4 separate regions of the Mus musculus genome follow, and regions 2, 3 and 4 are each linked to region 1. The links are chromatin loops, found by intact Hi-C in ENCODE. Cell type or tissue: left cerebral cortex. All regions are shown on one strand. Region 1 overlaps Fam91a1 (family with sequence similarity 91, member A1). Region 2 overlaps Washc5 (WASH complex subunit 5). Region 3 overlaps Washc5 (WASH complex subunit 5). Region 4 overlaps Washc5 (WASH complex subunit 5).

Evidence for each region. Hi-C counts contacts between places; a loop is a spot of excess contacts. Peaks named below come from ENCODE experiments on the same cell type or tissue, not always from the same donor. Only the 100,000 strongest peaks of a DNase experiment are listed, where the experiment ranks them.
Region 2: it touches region 1 in a loop (8-fold over the local background); 2 of 42 quality-filtered maps call a loop at or near these places.
Region 3: a loop joins it to region 1, with 7 times the contacts of the local background. A loop is called at or near these places in 7 of 42 quality-filtered maps.
Region 4: it touches region 1 in a loop (6-fold over the local background); 6 of 42 quality-filtered maps call a loop at or near these places.

Annotation. Positions count from the first base shown.
Region 1 is chr15:58,428,219-58,430,718 of GRCm38, reverse strand. Fam91a1 (family with sequence similarity 91, member A1) reads right to left here. Exons shown (of 24, transcript NM_145959.3): 9 at 621-727; 10 at 502-540; 11 at 1-57. Among named protein-coding and RNA genes, the nearest start is that of Fam91a1, 14 kb to the right of the region's middle. In left cerebral cortex, no CTCF peak of the experiment used is centred here; DNase peaks (open chromatin) are centred at 884 and 1,429.
Region 2 is chr15:59,353,902-59,356,401 of GRCm38, reverse strand. It overlaps Washc5 (WASH complex subunit 5), which reads left to right. Exons shown (of 29, transcript NM_153548.3): 10 at 441-568. Among named protein-coding and RNA genes, the nearest start is that of Washc5, 19 kb to the left of the region's middle. In left cerebral cortex, no CTCF peak of the experiment used is centred here; no DNase peak of the experiment used is centred here.
Region 3 is chr15:59,343,796-59,346,295 of GRCm38, reverse strand. Washc5 (WASH complex subunit 5) reads left to right here. Exons shown (of 29, transcript NM_153548.3): 18 at 1-82; 19 at 779-958; 20 at 2,147-2,271. Among named protein-coding and RNA genes, the nearest start is that of Washc5, 29 kb to the left of the region's middle. In left cerebral cortex, no CTCF peak of the experiment used is centred here; no DNase peak of the experiment used is centred here.
Region 4 is chr15:59,334,057-59,336,556 of GRCm38, reverse strand. Washc5 (WASH complex subunit 5) reads left to right here. Exons shown (of 29, transcript NM_153548.3): 27 at 1,316-1,469. Among named protein-coding and RNA genes, the nearest start is that of Sqle, 20 kb to the right of the region's middle. In left cerebral cortex, no CTCF peak of the experiment used is centred here; no DNase peak of the experiment used is centred here.

The DNA.
Region 1 (2,500 bases):
TATCACTTGTCCCTTCTTATGGGCAAAGCCCAATCGGCAATACATTGAAACAGCATTCTGAAAGGAACAGAAGGAAAATTAGCATTAAAACAGACATCAGATTATTTGAAGGAAAAAATTACCTTCCAAAACTAAGCCTCTGGTGATGTGCCAGAGTTCCTCCTGTACCGTGCCCACAGAACAGTCTGAGCCAGGACTGCGGTCCCTAGATCCTCTACTAAGGAGGCTGGAGTTACAGCTTTAACAAGATACTGACCAGGCTGCTTCTCGGTGCCCACATTCATGTGAGTGCTCTATTTCATCCCACCTGGTGGAAAACAGACTAAGGGCTTCCACCTTGCCCTTTCTCGCTCTGCAACCATCCCTCTACCATGCAGACTCCCTCAAGCAGCCAATAAGAATCAGTAAGTAATGTATCAAGATGAAAATCAACTAGCAAAATCCACCCAGTACTCACATTACAACGGGTTAAAAAAAAAAAAAACAAAAACAAAAACATACCTTCACCAGCGATAAGTCTATCTCAAGGACATTTGCAAGCTAGAAAACAAAAGTGAAAATTACCGTTCCATCTCAGAATTATCAGTAAGTCCTCTCAAGAATGTTTTTGCCACACTTACCTCTGCAACATTAGTGTGTTCATCTATAGACACAAATATCTTATAGAGTAGGGTTTCAAAATAATCACCTTGTACCCGATTCATTACAAAGCCTTCCAGAGGGGGGACTGAAATAAACAAAACGGACTTTTCTCAGCACTGGGTTTCATAAAACAACAGAGTGTAACTCAAATGCCTGTGCAAAAAGAGAAATCTTTCAGAAATTGAATACAGCTTCTATGCAATTCATCCACTCCATAGCAACCTTTCAGAAGTTCCCACAATTAAGGCCCACACAACATCACCTACACAGAGCTGTCTGAAGGTTCACAAGGAACTCTCAATTACTGAGGCAAAGAGAATACTAGACCGTTCAGCCTTAGTGAAAAGACACGAGCGGGGCTGAGCCTCAGAAGGGTTGAGAGAGCGGTGCTTTTGATGCCTATAGGCCAAGAAAATGTGCAGCAGAAGGAAGACTGACTGTCAGAGAGTTAACAGACGCCTTGGGAACAAGTGGAGGAAGGTTGGCTGCCTCCCCCATCTCTAGTTCACCCTGAGAAGAAACAAGTCCGCAGAGGTCACTAAGGGGCCAAAGGTCAAGACCAGCACACAGCAGCCACTGTGGTAGAGTGTCCATTCATATTCAAGCTCTCTCTCTCTCTCTCTCTCTCTCTCTCTCTCTCTCTGTTTTGTCCAAATGCTTTCATCTGATTTAGCAGCAAACTCTGCCTAGTACAGTAAAGAAGGCGTGTGCTTTTGTTCACATTCTTCCATGTGTACGCATCCCTTCAAAACATCCTGGGAAAGAGCCAGCAAAACAGCACTGGATGGATGGCAAGCCCAACAACCCACACTCAGTCACCCACATGGCAGAGAGAATTAGACTCCTGAAAGGCGCCCTATGACTTCCTTTCACACAAACACAACATGTCCATGGAACATATGCACTCATATACACAAAGGAAAATGTAAAAAAATGAAATCTCACAGAAAAGTGGAGAGCACAGGCCACTACATTTTTTCCAGTAATAAAAACTAAGGGTTCCTTTTTAGAAATGTTTAGCAGGGCTGGAAAGATGGCTCAGCAGTTAAGGGCACTGACTACTACTTCAGAGGTCCTGAGTTCAATTCCCAGCAACGACATGGTGGCTCACAACCATCTGTAATGGGATCTGATGCCCTCTTCTGGTGTGTCTGAAGACAGCAACAGTATATTCACATACATAAAATAAATATATACATCTTTAAAAAAAAAAGAAAAGAAAAAAGAAATGTTTTAGCAATTCCCTACCTAACAAGTTAAAACTTATGCTACAGTACTGCTGTGTCCAAGCATTTCCTGAATGAATACTTGCTAGGTGCTGAACACCTGCCAAATACAATGCATTCACCACTTCATCTTTTAGCCGTACAAGTTGTACAGTATTACAATTATCCCTTCCTTGGTGATACTAAGGTCCTAAGAAGTTAGACATTTCAACATATAATTTATATCTGGATAATAACATGAGAAAACTTACAGAAATATAAAATCAGTTTCTAATGTGTATTAAATTAACATAAAGTATTTAGTAAAATCCAGCTTAAGCTATGGGTCAGAAGCCAGCTGTGCATTTGTCCTTCTAAGACCCTGGCCACTGGGCTGGAGAGATGGCTCAGTGGTTGAGAACATGGTTGTTCTTGCAACTCCAGCTCTAGGTACATATACTGTAGTACATACACGTGTACATGTAAATACATAATAATAAAAACACTTTCTGAAATAAAAGATACTGGTCAGCCAAATACAATAAAAGCATTATTTCATCTCAAATATAAAAACATGTTTCAGACAGACTGCAAATTATTTAGAATTTTGTGTGTATGTATATTATATAATTCTCCAATGAAAATCTTTAAGT
Region 2 (2,500 bases), 930 kb before region 1:
AACAGATCTCTGTAGATAGCAGTTTCAGATTGTCTTTCTGCATCTGAGTGGCACAGTTGGACATTTAAACCAGGAGCACTATGGACAGATGGGACATGAGGAGACTAGTCTCCTATGAAATGGCGCCAGAAGACCCTGCCCAGCCACTGTGGGCAGTTAAGAAAAGCTGACCCTGAGATGCCTACAAAACACTGTACTTGGCTTTGTCTTTTTTATTCAACAGTGAGTCAGGGACTGCTAGCCACGTCATGAGTAGTTACAAGTTCAGTTGTCATTCTCCGTGCTGTGGATATATGGTATTTCCCAACCTGCTGTGGGTAAACATTTTGCTTAATACTTTTTAAATACTTGAGATGAAGGGAGATACTTAAGAATACATCTTATTTTGTGGGTGTTTTCTCCACATTTAATCAGTGGGAAATTCTTCTTCCTATTTCTAGCCTGTGACCCAAACAACAAGCGCCTTCGTCAAATCAAGGACCAGATTCTGGCAGACTCTAGGTACAATCCCAAGATCCTCTTCCAGTTGCTATTGGACACTGCACAATTCGAGTTTATACTCAAAGAGGTAAAAATAGTAAATGAATAGCCTTAGTCTTTGGGAGGTTTTTCTGTCTAAGAAAATATTTCAGAAAAGATTATGATTTAGTTATGTCTCTGACTCAAGCAACAGATTTTTTCCGTCAATGACTGTTCTTTAAAGAAAATGACAGAATTAGACATTTAACAATTATTTAGTTACAGGGTAAGTATACCAGATTGTGGAGGTTAATATAATGAGGTGTACAGAAATTAATGAGAATCACACTTCTGAAAATATGTGAAAACTGGGATTCGGGTCTGGGGAGATGACTCGGGGTAATGGCCTGCTGAGTTAGGGTTATTACTGCTGTGAGGAAGCGTCATGACCAAAGCAACTTGGGGAGGAAAGGGTTTGTTTAGCCTACACATCCATATCACTGTTCATCATGGAAGGAAGTCAGGACAGAAACTCAAACAAGGCAGGAACCTGGAAGTAGGAGCTGATGCAGAGGCCCTGGAGGGGTGCTGCTTTCTGGCATGCTCCTCGTGGCTTGTTTGGCTTGATTAGAAAAATACCAGCCCAGGGATGGCGTCACACATAATGACCTAGGTCCTCCCATATCAGTCACTAAGAAAATGCCCTACAGGCTTGCCTACAGCCCTGTCCTCTCAGATGTGTCAAGTTGACATAAAACTATCCAGTGCACTGAGTAAATTGAGGACTAGAATTCAGATCCCTTGAACCCACTTATATGCCAAGTGGGCATGGCAACCCACGTTTATTAACAACTTGTGACATGAGACAGGATCCCAGAGCAAGTTGGTCAGTAAGACTAGCCATACCTGCATCTCTCAATTTAGTTGGCAGACCCTTTCTCAAAGAGTAAGATGCAAGAGCAATCAAGGAAGATTCCCAGCATCTAACTTGGACCTCCATGTGCATCCTGACCCGCATACATATACAAATGTGCTTGCACCCAGACATGCACACTACAGGCATGTGAAAAATGGGGGTGTCTGCTAAGATTTGTCCTCTCAAGGAACTGAGCTAAATCATCGGCATCCCTGGGGACAGAAGCCAGAGCTTGTGAAAAGCATGGAGAAGGGTCTGCCATAGTAGTACACAAAGTACGGGGCAACAGTACAGCCTTGCTCAGTGACACCAGTCACATAGACAACACTTGTAGTGGATGTTAAACCCCGGCCTGAGGTCTCTACCTCACCTTAGATCGTTGAGTTCCTGGAGGAAAGACACATTCACATTCACAGTGTTTATATTTACACTACGCCTTAATCAGTATAATAACTGGGCAGCTGCCTGCCCTCTGTGCTGTTAGAATCTATTTTCCTATTGATAACCCCAAGTTATTCCATCTGGGCTGCTCTTAACTGCAGTTGGGCAGCCTTCGGGGCTCTGTTGACTTGACTCTTAACCCATAGCTGCTTTTCCTTCCCCCTCCCCCTAGCACCTTCTTCTTCTTTGTCCCCTCCAACCCCAAGCCTACAAAACCTAAACCCCACCTATGTCTCTTCTGCCCAGCTATTGGTTGGCATCTTTATTTACCAATCACAATTAACTGGGGGCAAATTAGCACTAGAATACAAGCAGCATCCAGCCAACCCACTAAAGACACTGGTCCTTTGAGAATATATTATCTTGGCTACCTGTCAGGCCTGAGCTATCTGACTAATCCAGTCTGCATCTCTAGCAACAGTCAATTCACTGGACTGGAAGCAGCTTGCCTCTGTCAGTTCACATAGGGAGAAAAGCAGAGAGACTGAAGGAGCACAGTGTATTGTGAAAGGTGCTGGAAGCTGGGGATTGAGCAGAAGTGGGTCTGACTTCGGACACTGCAGCTCACTCTCTGACTTTTTTTCCTGCTTCTTCAATGCTCTCACTGACCTAGAATGGTTAACGTCTCAAGTCAGTGCCTGGGCTTGCAGTGCCAGCTTCATAACCTGAGTTCAGTCCTGAGAA
Region 3 (2,500 bases), 920 kb before region 1:
GGAAGACGGAATAAGGAAAGAGCTGGTTAAACGCGTGGCTTTCGCCCTTCACCGGGGACTGATATTCAACCCTCGTGCCAAGGTACACATGCCCAGAATGGATCTGTCACTCAACTCCCAGAGTGCACTGGGACACCATTTGGAGCAAGTGCCTTCTCTCTCCTGCAGAGCCAATATATGCTTTATGGTGACAACTTACATGCTCTTGATTCTTTCTAAAAAAAAAAATCCCTTTTAAAATGATTCTCTCTGTTCATCCTGTGTTTTAAGAACTGAATTGATGCTTATGACTAAGAGTTACTTACTGTCCAAAGAACTTGTTTACCATAGCACAGATAGAAACTGGAAAGACTGGTTTTTTTTTTTTTTTTGATATATGTTTCCGTTATCTATTTGAAAGTATGATAATTTTCCTAAAGAGAAAAATGAGTAGACCATAAATTTTTGTGTAAGGAATGTTTCACTTCAACAAATTCAACTTAAGTGTTAGGTATACAATATTAGATGTGTTCATAAATTGATACTATTGAAATCATCAATGTTCATCTTTATATCCTTTGTATGAGGCTTCCTTCCCAAATGAGGGATGTCTATTCTTGGTAGAGTGTCTAACAGCACGACCTGCCAGTGAACCTGGCTGCAGGAAGAAACCTTTCTAAAGCTTTGACGATGTCTAAACCCATGACTATGGTGCCTTAGTGTGTCAGTTAAGGTCTAACAGACATGTTAGTGTTGACCGTTTGCTCCTGTTGATAGTTTTCTTGTTGTCTCTGTGTAGCCAAGTGAGTTGATGCCCAAACTGAAAGAGCTGGGGGCCACCATGGATGGGTTCCATCGCTCCTTTGAGTATATACAGGACTACGTCAGCATTTACGGTCTGAAGATTTGGCAGGAGGAAGTCTCTCGTATTATAAATTATAACGTGGAACAGGAGTGTAATAACTTCTTAAGAACAAAGGTATTGAACAAGTTTTTTTTTTAATTTTTGACTATATCTGTTATCTCTCATATTTAAAATACATATTCCACATCTCAGCAATACCAACAAGAAAGTTTTGTTGTTGTTGCTGATTTTCATCTAAATAATGCTACTGAAAATGGTTGAGTCCCGCAGAGCACCTTTCAGAGACTTGCCGGTAAGAGGAGAGTGGGTATGGACCTGGCCTCAGGGAGCTCTGTGTTAGGAGAAAGCAGATGTCACTAAGTGGCCTTAGTTAGCAGCAGCTGATATGCTCATTAGAACACAGTGACTTGAGAGTGGGAACCTTGAGACCTCTCATGACCCAGTGCTGCTCTTTGGCTTGTGGAGGAACCGCCAGTCCATCCACAGCAGCACTACAGGCCTCCCTCCCTCCCTCCCTCCCTCCCTCCCTCCCTCCCTCCCTCCCTCCCTCCCTCAGCAGGGCATGGGCGTCCACCTCCCTCATGCCCCAGCCAGCACTTGCCACTCTCCACTTCTGAGCCTTGTAGGGCGGGAATGGACCTGGTTTGGATGCCTGCTTCCCTAATGACTGTCTGTTTATGGGCCGTGTGTATCTTCTTTGAAAAATAGCTATGAAAGTTGTTTTTTATATCTAATGAACCACAAAATATCAACAAAGTCAAGTGCCACTGCTTTTACACAGCATTTAACAAGGCTGACACATGCAGGTGACACTTTCAAGAGGTTGTTGAAGTTTATGATAATTTACATCTCTAGATTTCATTGTCCATCTCGACTCACAAGACAAAAAAACCATGTTTCTCCGTCTCTCTTATTTCTCACTTTTCTGCAGCCCAGCTAGCCTTCCAATCACTACTTAGCCAAGAATGATCTTGAACTTTCTGTCCTCCCATCTCCACCTCCCTGGCGGTGGGATTACAGGCCTGCATCACTGTACCCGGCTGCTGAGCTGCTGGAGTGGAACCCTGGGTTCATGCTAGGCACACGCTCTACCCACTCAGCCACACCTCTATCCCTTCCTTTTCATGTTCTGAGTAGCATTTGAGGAGGGAGGCCTTTGGTGGCCATTTAAAATGTTTTCTCTTCAAAACCAAGGAACACTTAATTGTTCCTCTTCATGCACTGCTTGTAAGATTGTGTAAAGAAAAGATAACAAATTACACTATCAGAATTGAACTAGACATTTATGATTTTGTTTTCTAGATTCAAGACTGGCAGAGTATGTACCAATCCACTCATATACCAATCCCGAAGTTTGCACCTGTGGATGAGTCTATAACATTTATTGGTCGACTCTGCAGAGAAATCTTGCGGATCACAGACCCAAAGTAAGTATTTCTGAGTGTGACTGAGCTTCAGTCCTCCCGACGCCCATGCCTGTGTCACTGATGTGTGCTCCCTTGTCCTTAGTCCAGCACCCAAGCACTTAATAAGAGCCATTATCTACTGAGCACTGGCCCATGTCCCTTCTTAGCATGTCCCCCGAGTCTGCATACTCACTCCTTACAGGCATCTGAGGTGGCAGGCCTTGCTGCTGTTACCACTTTACAGATGAAG
Region 4 (2,500 bases), 910 kb before region 1:
ACACCAGAAGAGGGTGTCAGATCTCGTTACGGGTGGTTGTGAGCCACCATGTGGTTGCTGGGAATTGAACTCAGGACCTCTGGAAGAGCAGTCAGTGCTCTTAACGTCTGAGCCATCTCGCCAGTCCGCAAGTTTTTTTTAATGCTCTCTAACATTTCATTGGTTTTACAAGCACCTAGCACTGCAGTCATTCAGTAAGTGGCACTATAAGAACATTTCTACCAGCAAGACTGTTACTATGTCCTTAAGCACTTCTTTATCCTTCTTCCTCTCTCCTAAAATGTTTTTAAAGTGAATCCTGTTTAGAGCCTAACATTTTTGTTTTTGGTTTGTTTTCTTGTTGTTATTGTTTTGTTTTTTATTCCTCTCATTCAGAAACAGTCACTAGTTCTAGGCCTTGTTCCTCTGACAGTTCCTGTTAGTGCCCCCTGTTGCCAGGCATGGCCCTTTAGCAGTACTCGCTGGGGAAGGGAGGCACAGTGTTGACTGAATTCTACCTTGGCCTCTTCCCACCAAGTGCTCACAGGCACTCTGTCCACCTGTTCATATTGGTGGGACCGACTAGAGGTGGGACACTGAGTCTTCGGATTAGAAATGAGCCTCACTCAGACCCTTTGACTATTAAATGTTTTCTCGAAGACTTTGGTTTCCCAGGTCATTTTTAGAAACGCTGTAGTTTCAACTTTTACTTTAAGGTTTATGAACCATCCACGTTATTTCTCGCCTCCAGTGTAAAGTGGGGGCAGGTTCATCCTCTTCCCTTTCCCCACCCTAAACTCCACCCCCTCCTCAGCATAGCCACGCAGGCAAGATTTTACACAAGTTCCAAGTGGGCAACCAAAGCGTGGTGTTGGGGCACATCTGTGCCACCCTTCTTCCACTCAGTTGACCTCAGCAGATTCTGTCCTCACCAACACTCAGAACTGTTGTTACACACAAGTTTAAAGCATTTCACCCAGATTTTAGCTGAGTTTACTGAGTAAGATGCTTCTGGGTATCTAGAATACCATGCTGCCATTAACTGATGTCAATTGGAGGTGATTTCTGTTTTCTTATTCACATTAATGTACATCTTAAATCTCTACCATAGAGGTATGAATAGTGCAAAACAAAATCAACAGTAATGATAAAAACTAAGTCTTTAGACTGTTAGAATGTCCTACCAACCCCACAGCTAGATTTAGAGGTAGCCCAGAACTACTGTTTCCTTAAAATAGTCTCCTGCCAGCAGTGATGATATTGATGAGGGCTGATATTTAGTGGACACTGTCAAAAGCAAGTAATTCACTGGGTATTGTAACTTGTTCCCTCACAGGCATGGTCTGCCGGAAGCCTGCCGACCCTGTTGACTGGCCACCGCTCGTCCTAGGTCTGCTCACGCTGCTGAAGCAGTTCCACTCCCGGTACACCGAGCAATTCCTGGCACTGATTGGCCAGTTTATTCGCTCCACAATGGAGCAGTGCACAAGGTACAGAGGGCCAGTCAGAAATAGTGGAACTTAATGCCACAAAGAGGGACTGCGACCTGTCAGGACAAATGCCTCTCATCACTGTCCTGACAGGACTGGCGATGATGCTTGAGGTCTCCAAACAAGTCAGGACAAGGAGCGAGCACCAGGTGCTCCTCCTGTGCTCCCCGCCAGGAAATGCCCTGTCGTTCTTCTGGCCGGGGCTGTGTAAGCCTGGGTCTTGGTGGAGATAGGAGACATGGTGAGAAGGCAAGCAGACCTGTGCCTCTGCCATGCTGGTTCCATCTCTCTTCATTCCTGCTCCTCTGCCTCTAAGACATGGAAGGAAGTGATACCTCAGTTTCATGGCCAGGCAAGTCTTTGTTAATGGTGTATAACAAAACAGGAATCGCAAGGTGCTGTTAGAGAACAAAACGTAAACCTTCAGTTTCTGCAAGCGCTATCTATGCTCCCTTCTGTTCACTTGTGGGGTTTCTAGGATAGAACAAAACAAACAAAAGTCATGGCCCTAGGACACTGTGTCAGCTCCACTCCGTGCTGCCTGAAAGGGTCAGCCTAGCTGAACATGAAGTTAGCGGATTGCCATTTGGTTATTTTTGCCCACATAGCAGATCATTCTGCTATGCTATGACCTTGTATGCATCAGCTAAGAGCTCTGAAGCTGAGCCCTCCTTTGGCTTCTCAAGACATTGTCTCACTGTTTCCCAGCCCGGCCCTGAATTTAGTCTGTAGCCCAGGTGGACATTGTATTTGAAATTTTCCTGCATCTGCCTTCAGAGTAGATGGGATTGCAGGTCTGCTACACCAGTCCCAGCTACTCATTTACTTCAAATGGGTGTGCAAACAAATGTAGCTGAAGGCCGAGAGGATGGGGATGTGTGGGCGTTGACAGGCATTGATTGTCTCATGGAGTCTGAAGGACATCAAAGGGAGATAGATGACTCTAGAGTGTAGACCTGTCTGTCCAGACTCTAGACAGACAGCAAGACCAAGTTATAAGCCAGAGGCGAGGTTACGATTGGCTTTGCTTT